Linked DNA regions of Mus musculus: regions 1 and 3 are each linked to region 2. Evidence: chromatin contacts called from ENCODE Hi-C or POLR2A ChIA-PET data. All regions are on one chromosome and are shown on one strand. Each heading gives the region's core, a stretch centred on a gene start or an enhancer-like site at or near the end of the contact. The rest is flanking DNA. Distances are from core to core; before and after follow the strand shown.

The links. A loop is a pair of places that touch in the nucleus more often than their neighbours do. ChIA-PET counts read pairs that join two places held with the same protein, here RNA polymerase II (POLR2A).
Region 1: a loop to region 2 is called in a map of heart, with 2.3 times the contacts of the local background. The contact joins the promoter of Tcf7l2 here to the enhancer-like site in region 2. A Hi-C loop is called at or near these places in 9 of 37 maps with a recorded cell type or tissue (T-helper 2 cell, adrenal gland, gastrocnemius and 2 more). POLR2A ChIA-PET finds 5 or more read pairs at or near these places in 3 of 5 experiments (Patski and embryonic stem cell).
Region 3: a map of heart shows a loop between it and region 2 (2.1-fold over the local background). The contact joins two enhancer-like sites. A Hi-C loop is called at or near these places in 3 of 37 maps with a recorded cell type or tissue (all heart). POLR2A ChIA-PET finds 5 or more read pairs at or near these places in 1 of 5 experiments (Patski).

The regions. Positions count from the first base shown.
Region 1 is chr19:55,740,433-55,743,132 of GRCm38, reverse strand. It overlaps Tcf7l2 (transcription factor 7 like 2, T cell specific, HMG box), which reads right to left and starts at 1,323. Exons shown (of 15, transcript NM_001331146.1): 1 at 603-1,323; 2 at 291-357; 3 at 1-60. The coding sequence starts at 791. Gm31734 (predicted gene, 31734) reads left to right here. Exons shown (of 3, transcript NR_168128.1): 2 at 541-924; 3 at 2,443-2,700.
Region 2 is chr19:55,787,717-55,790,416 of GRCm38, reverse strand. The region is part of intron 4 of Tcf7l2 (transcription factor 7 like 2, T cell specific, HMG box); the gene reads right to left. Among named protein-coding and RNA genes, the nearest start is that of Gm31734, 46 kb to the right of the region's middle. Within about 2 kb of position 1,361, at least 1 of the 3 ENCODE cell types and tissues checked has a DNase peak (open chromatin) inside an H3K27ac peak, as active enhancers do; it is heart, where a contact is called at or near this core.
Region 3 is chr19:55,836,501-55,839,355 of GRCm38, reverse strand. The region is part of intron 5 of Tcf7l2 (transcription factor 7 like 2, T cell specific, HMG box); the gene reads right to left. Among named protein-coding and RNA genes, the nearest start is that of Gm31734, 95 kb to the right of the region's middle. Within about 2 kb of position 1,380, at least 2 of the 3 ENCODE cell types and tissues checked have a DNase peak (open chromatin) inside an H3K27ac peak, as active enhancers do; they include heart, where a contact is called at or near this core.

The DNA of each region.
Region 1 (2,700 bases), core at 74-2,573, 47 kb after region 2:
TGAAGGGGTAGCCGGGATACGGTGGCCCCTTAAAGAGCCCTCCATCTTGCCTCTTGGCCGCTAACATGGCGGGGCGGCGGAGGGGACGGCGGCGGCCGCGCGGCGCGGGAGAGAGCGGGAGAAACTTTTTAGCAAGTGTCCCCCCGAGGGCCCGCGCGCGTCCCCGGGGCCCGGCCGGCGCGGGAACTCGGGTAGGGTGGGTGGGGAGTGGGGCGAGGGCACCCGCCAGGCCGACCCCGGGGAGGGGGAACGCAACCGCGCGGTTTTGGGGGCGCGCGGGGCGCACTCACCTTCTTCCAAACTTTCCCGGGATTTATCTCGGAAACTTTCGGAGCGAGGCGGAGGCCGTCTTTCCGCCTTCCCGGAGGGGCGAGGTGGGGAGGGCGAGGGGCGATAGCCGCGCCGAGGGGGTGCGGGAAGGGAGGGTCGGCGGAGAAAGGGGTGCAGAAAAACACGGTTACAAGTTTTCGCAGCCAGCAGCCCGGGCCACCGTCCGCGCCGCCCGCAAGCCCGACCCGCCTCGCCTCGCTCGCCTTCCAGCCCCGCTCTCCCGGCCCTGGAACCGGCTGGAGCCACCCGCCAGCCCGAGGGGCTCTTCCTACCTCGGAATCGGAGGAGCTGTTTTGATTCGTCTCTGATTCATTGACCAGCGAGGACTTGACATCGGCTAAATCCCTTTCCGCCGAGGAGTTTTCCGAGTTCTTCTCCTCCTGCTCGCCTTCGTCTTTGAAGGAGATCAGCTCGTCGTTAGCGCCTAGGTCATCTCCTCCACCGCCGTTCAGCTGCGGCATTTTTCACCCACCAGCAGCAGCAATTTTGGAAGAAAAATGAAGGAGGAAAAAAAGCAAAAAAAAAAAAAAAAAAAAAAAAAAAGTTTTGCGAGTCCCCCCCAAAAAAATACTGCAAGAAAAAGACGAGTCCAAGGTTAACTTTTTTTTTTCCTGCTTTGGGGTCTTTCTCTCCTGGGGAGGGGAAAAGAGGGAGGAGGGGAGGGGAAGGGGGGAGATCTTCTGCACGCGTGAGTTTGGGTTTCTTTTTTTCTCTCGTTCCCAAGGATCCGATCAATGTGCAAAAAAAAAAAATAATAATAAATAAAAAAGGGGGTAAAAAAAACAACAACAACAACAAGAAGAAGTCAGATATAAGAGCAAAGGGGGGGGAAGCCGAAGACACCGAAGGATCTCGTGCCGCTCGGATTTGAGTGAGTTGAAGTTAGACTGAGCTTTTCAGTTCAAAGGCGGCGCTGATTGACAGATAGAAAAAGGGGGATCGAAATCCGGAGGAACGGAGTAGTCTGGGAGCGGAGATTATTGACAGGGCGAGAGGAACACACTCGCCTTAATGAGATGCCAGGGGGCGGGGCCTCCCCGGTGACGTGTGCATAAATAAACAGCCGGGGTGGGCGGGGCGGGGGCGGCCAACAATGATCCTTTGGGCGCCGGGAGAGGGAGCGGGGCGGGCCGGGGCCGCGGGAGGCGCGCGGGGTGCGGCCTGTGCTCAGCGTGCGAGCCGGGCGCCCGGACGGTGCGGGCCTCGCTCCTGGAGGGGGCGGGTTCCGAAAGACAATGCGGACCGGGAGAGGAGGGGAAGGGGGTGGCAACCCAGTCCGGAATCTGAGCCGGGGAAGGCGGAAGGAAAGCCCACTTGGGGGGCGGGGATGGGGAGAGGCCCAGAAAAAGTGTTAGCCAAGAAGTCCTGAAGATGGGGTCCAGGAGGGGAGGACTATGGGACACAAGGACGGGGTGCTCAGTGGTTAAGTCCCCGATGAAGTCGGCCGCACTGGGGCGGGAAAAGACACGACTGGTCCAAAAGAAGGCTTACCTCTCTTGCTCTGAGAGAACCAGGGGAAGCAGAGAGGCTGGGCCATCTACAGGGAGGGTAAGGCTCCCCTCCCTTGGCTTGTTTAATGACAGTGAATCATGTCATTCAATGTAAAGTCCCACTAGGTTAAATATGCCAAGAAGGCGTTTTATCCAAGAAAACAAATTGTCTGGGGTATTAAAAATATCCTTAAGGAAAATGTAAAGGTTTTTTTTTTATTTTTTTAACTGACGTTGGAAGTAGGAAGTGATGTAGGATCCAAGTCCTTTGGAGGTGAAATGTTTGGGCGTTAACAGCTGCAGGGAAAAATAAAAGTGAAAGTTCACCAAGCCCTGGGGATGAGTAGAGCTGGAGTTTTTCTCCAAAGGGGACTGAGATGAAATGCCCTAAGGCTCTAGATGCTGAGGGCCCTGACAGGAGAAAGTCACCAAAGCTGGCCCAGAAGCCCTTGGGAAGAGGTGGGCAGCCTGGGAGTTGAGATGGGTGTTTGTTGGTTATTAGGCTCCAGTGAGGGCAAACCGATTTGCTATGAGGTGGTGGAGAAAATTATGTTAAAGGAGAAAGGTGGATCCCCAAACCGTGTTTCTGTCTGGTAGACTCAGAAGAGCCTTTCCCTTGCAGATAACCAATGAGAAGTGGACTGGGACGTCCAACGGGCAAGAGGAAGCAAAGAAAAAAGAAATCAGAAAGAATGAGTCAGTGGGGACTGGCAACTGCCATTAGGTGTGATGTTATCCTGAGGTCCACCACGTATTAAATTAACCCACCCTCCCCTTTAATAAGCTCATCTGTTGTAGATTTCCAAAAGTAACCAATTTACTGTGTAATATTTAGAGAATTTGGGGTTTCAACAAAACTGTTCTACAGGCTAAGGCCTCA
Region 2 (2,700 bases), core at 112-2,611:
CACTCATCCATCCACCCATCCACCCACCTACCCAGTCATCCATCCATCTACCCACCCATACATCCATGGCTGACCCAACAACTTCCAGCTATCAGGAAGTACATCTAGAGAATCTAAGACACCCCGCCCCCAGCCCCCACTTCCCTTGAATACCTCCTCCCTCATAATATCTTAAGTTTTACACAGAGGACAACTCCCAAGACCAGGAAGCAGGCTTAAAGAGCACTATGCAAAGGCCTACTCCAGACACTGCACTCCAAACAGTGTGGGAAGCTTCGTGTCTATTGTCTTCAGACCTGTGGTAAATCACAGCAGGGAGAGGAGGCAAGCCATCCCAGCTCTAGACAGAGAAGCTTGCTGTAAGAGCGGAGCTTCTGAAAGGAGAATTCTTCCATTGCAGCCAGCTGCTATCTCTGGTTGGTGACCCTATTAACCTCTTGGTCTGAATAGAGACCCAGAGCCTTAAAGCACTGCTGTCCTCGACTGCACATTCTGCAGAGAAAGGAGAAGCAGAGAGCATGCACCCTAGCTCCCACACCCACCAACAGTCCATCACAGACAGCTGCTGCAAAATAGACACCTGTGTCCCCTTGTCTGTGTTTTTTCACTTTCTGAAGTTTCAGTGACCCACAACTGGCCATGTTCTGAAAATATTAAATGGGAAATTCCAAAAAACTTTTATTATAATGATTCTGTTATACGATTGCTGTTCTTGATCTGTTGCTATACCTACTCTGTAAACTGAACTTTCTCGGGTGTGTATTATAGGGGATGTAGAGTAACGCCTGGCAGGCTTAGTCCTCAGTGTACGCACATACGCAGCCACACATGCATGCAGGAACACACACAAGAAGACAAGTAAGTGCTCACCTGGTGTCTACAGCGACCCTTCCATCCTTCCAGAACTCCTTGGTTCCCACCTCCTGAACCAAGGCACCCCAGCAGAGCCCTCCTACTCATTTACAGTCTCCCAATCTCTGAGCAGAAGTCCAAGCAAGGTCGCATCAATAAATGGCGGGAAACCCTGTCACCCATGAACAGCACAGCACAGGTCTGGCAGGTCTTGGGCAATCTGCTTCCCCTTTCCACACAATACTTTAAGTTTCCAGCCTGGAAACTCCCAACAGTATCAAAGCTGTGGCTTGATCTTTCCAACTTTGCAAGGTAGATAGATAGTCTCTTTGCTCAGGAGCTGGTCCATGGGTCCTGTTACCCATGGCACTTAAGTCTACAGCTTCTCCGGACCAAATGCAGAGCCATCTAATCTCGGAAGGTGCAGTCACCCTGGTGAGTCTACTGTGTCCAACAGATTGGGACTTCCGATCCTGGTGCTGACACTTGCTACCCAGGGGACCTGGAGCAAACTCCCTACCGGAAGGAAGCCCTGGGTTTCCCACTTGTTTGATGAGAATCCCAGCTCTTGACCTCAGAGGCAGCAGAGACTACTGCTGAGCTCAGCAGCCCAAACAAAGGAGGCTATCTTGACAGACAAGCCTCTTTCCCCTCTCCGCTTATTCATGAAGCATTTGGTAAGTTGCAAGAAACAAGACTAACAACAAACAAACAAATGGTTCTGGTTGAGGAAGGGGACCAGATTAGGAATAGAGACAGAGAGATAGGAACAATCATTATTCCTGAGCCCCAAAGCGACTCAAGTGCGATCATAGAGGAGCGTCCCCAGGGTGGCTGAGGCCCAGGGGAGAGAGCCTCACCAAACAGTCACAACTGGCACCATATGAGTGGCAAGAAACAAATGTCCTGGCAGCCAAGGGATCTCCAGGGGCAGGGAGGTGAGATCCTAACGAAAAGGACATCAAAAGAAAGCCCAAATCAAGACCTGATCACACACTGGCCACAACAAATAATGTTTGCTCAAAGGTGGGAGGGAAGAAGGGGGGTGGACAGAGACAGGCCCTTATTGGATAAGGCCGGCTGGCTCATCCATTGTGGAAGAAAGGCTTGTTTTGTGTGTTATACAATGGAGACATTGTTCACAAGTACTTTGCCCATACATAATCAGGCCTGCCTCTGCGTCGCATTACATAAGTCTCCAATGCAGCAAGAGTCCAAGAATGAATGTTCATAAGAAATACACACTTCTAGTTTATACAGGGAGGGGGAGGGGGAGGGGAGGAGGGGGAGGGGGAGGGGGGAGGGGAGGGGGGAGGGGAGGGGGGAGGGGAGGGAAGGGGAGAGGAGGGGGAGGGGGAGGGGAGGGGGAGGGGAGAGGGAGGGGAGGGGAAGGGGGAGGGGAGGGGGAGGGGGAGGGGAGGGAGAGAGAGAGAGAGAATGAATACAGGCTCAGGATGAGATTGGAAATTAGCAAAACAGACATATCAAATTGTTAAAAATCATCACAACCACCTGAAAGTGTAAGGAACCCCCATTTCTTCTCCTCCACTCACCCTTCAAATAAGTGGAGGAAGTACGTGATTTTTTTTTTTAATGTGTGTGTGCGCGCGCGCGAGCGCTTGCTTACATTTTTCTCTGTGGCCATGTGGCTATGTGCACACGTACGTGCAGTTATGATTACCAACACAGATGTATGTGGTAAGCCAGAGGTCGAAGGATATCTTCTGCTTCAATAGCGTCTCCCATTATTTTGAGACAGGATTACTTCCCTGAACCTAGAGCTCAAAACTTAGGTGAGGCTGACTGGCCAGTGAGCTCCAAACTCCAGGGAACCTTCTCTATCTATAG
Region 3 (2,855 bases), core at 131-2,630, 49 kb before region 2:
ATATTTTGGGCTCCGTGATCACACAGTGTACCAATTAACACTTCCTCGTCTAGAAACACAGTCTTCTGGGAAAAACATACTCTCTTCGGTGTGGCCGGGGAGTTCTGCCATAGCTTGTAATTTTGGCGAACGAAGTGACTTCCTGTCTGACAGGAAGCAGATGCCAAAGCTCACTTTAGCTGCCTGCAAAATTCTTGTGGAAAAGTTAAACAGAGAGAAAGCCTCCAGTTCCCCCAAGAGAAGACAGCCCTTTATCAGGCAGAGCCCAACTCTTCCAAGATGGCCAACCTCTCCCCTGACCCCTATTTATTAAAATGAGTTTATCTAACAAACAACCCAAGCGCTTTTCGGTCCTGAAGAAGTAAGTCTGGTCTCTGCTTTGGAAACAACAGCCCTTTCAAAGCTTCTAAGACATAATTACCAGTTGAGTTTTGAACTTTGCCCAGATAAAGGCCGATACAGCAGGCTGGGCTGTTTGTTCCTCTAATCAACTAAGTTCAAGTGTGAATAGAACGCTGGCCTCCCTTTGTGCCTCCAACCTCCTCCAAGACAAAGTTACTTTTCTCCCTTTATTAAGCACTAAGTGTATTTTTACAAGGGAGCCTGAATCTTTAGTTTTGTTTTTGAAAATCCCAACCACTTGATCTGGGGGTGGGGGAGTGTTATTAAGTCCACTGAATCAGTTTTTAGGAACAGCAAAGGCTAACAAGACTTAACCAACTGAAAGCTAAAATTTAAATTGTTATCACAAATCATACTTCCTTCCCTAAACCCCACCCTCATAGCCACTGCAGCAGGTACCTACAGGCAGCAATCTCTGAAAGCTGATGTTGTGCAAAGCTACCATGCAGATTTAAGAAACAATGCCAAGCTATTGCTTGGCTCATACACATAAACCCCAAAGAGTGCCCGGGACAGAGGTGGATGGCACATAAAACAATCTACAATTGACATGTCATTTACTGGCATTTTTAATAGTTTCTTCTCTTTTCGTTTTTAATGCAGTTCTATCTTTCCATCTTACTCTCTCTAAGCAGTTCCCTAGCCAGCCTCGGACAGTAAACAGTTAATATTCCACTCTCCCCCGCTGCCTTGGAAAGCAAAGGAACAATTGAGACATTGTCCAGTGAACAAGACTCCCAGGGACGACATTTTTGTTTATGCCCCAGTTCTCAGACTGTCAGTTTCCACTGGGCACGTTAAAGCCTGACCCACACTACCGAAGGCTCGGGAGCTGAAAGGGCTCTGCTTCGCTTGTTTTAAAGCTTCAGAGTCTGTTTTTGATTCAAACCCCAAACTTCCCCTCCCCTGCACCCCGCCTTTTACCCCAGAAAGTTGCCTCCTAACTCCGAGACTGTGTTGCAATTCCTTCTTGGAATCCTTTGCCAAGAAAAGTAACAAAATATTTTTGAATACCAGTGTTTGCATGGTTTGGTCAAAACGGGTGGGAGTGGTTGGGTGGGTGGGAGGAGAAGGCCAGACAAGTGGCCCAGCCTTGAAAGCCAGGGTGTTTTTAACAGATTCTCAAAAAAAAAAAAAAAAAAAAAAAAAAAAAAAAAGCCTCTAAATTGGATATAGGTAAGTCGGGACCAACGATGAACTCAGGCTCAAGGTCTGGGAAGCGGAAAACATTTCAAAATCCAGAGAGTCTTCAAAACAGCCAAACTTTAGGCTCAAAAACATTATTTCTTCCCAGTCCAGGCCACTGCCTGATGCACTGCTGAAACTACAGCCCAAAGATCCCCCACTACCATCCTTAATAGATATGGGCACTGACAAGGGTGGGTTTTGTGGACTTGGGGCCTGCTTTATGACAGCCTACTCAACAGTGAGCCTGCTTCTTCTCTGAGGAGTGACATCACCAGCTTTCACTCCTGCAAGCAGCGTAGGCATCAAAAAGGCAGCCCCGCCATTCTGCACATAGACACTCTTTGCCATTGGCCCAAGGCTACCAATGGGAAGAAGTGCAGGAGTGTGCATACACTCAGGAGCACAGAGGTACTCTCACCTGGGCACACACATACACACACACACACACACAGGTGTACACAAACAGGTGTATATATTCATACACAGATACACACACAATTGTGCCACACAGTGGGCACACACACACAAGTGCACACGCAGCTGCACACACAGGTGTATATACACATACATGGGTACACAGGTGCATACACAGTTGTGCCTCACAGTGGGCACACACACATACACACCCAGGTGAACATGCAGGTGAGGACACAGGTGTACATATACATACACAGGTACATACACAGTTGTGCCACATACAGTGAACACACAACACACCGGTGTATACATACAGGCACACACAGACAGACAGCTATACACACACACACACACACACACACACACACACACACACGCCCAAAAGCATGAGTTCCACACAGGAAATGAGATTCCTGAAAATGGGACTCCTACCTCCCTGGATCCCCTCATTATTTGAATCAGAGACACGGCTTTTTGTCACAAACTGGCCAGGAAGCCTGCAGATGGGGTTGGGGCTACTACTGCCCTGGAGCACCACAGAAAGGAAGTCCGAGCTGCCTGGGTGACTTTACCCAAACCAACCGTAGAAAGCCACCTTTTCCACCCAGCCTTGTGCACCTCTCTTCTCTCTTCTTTCCAGCCCAGCCTCTGGCTAGAGTCCTACTGTGTGCTCCGTATGGGATTGGGGTACGTAATCTGCCACAGGTTCTAACTTGTCAAGATATTATTTTCACTTTATTATTTATCACTATATCCGGGTTTGGGTTGCGGCATTTCTCAGATTGCCAATTCGGATGTCTGTACCCGCTCATCTCATCCCTGCCTTCAACAGGATGAAAGCAGCTGGA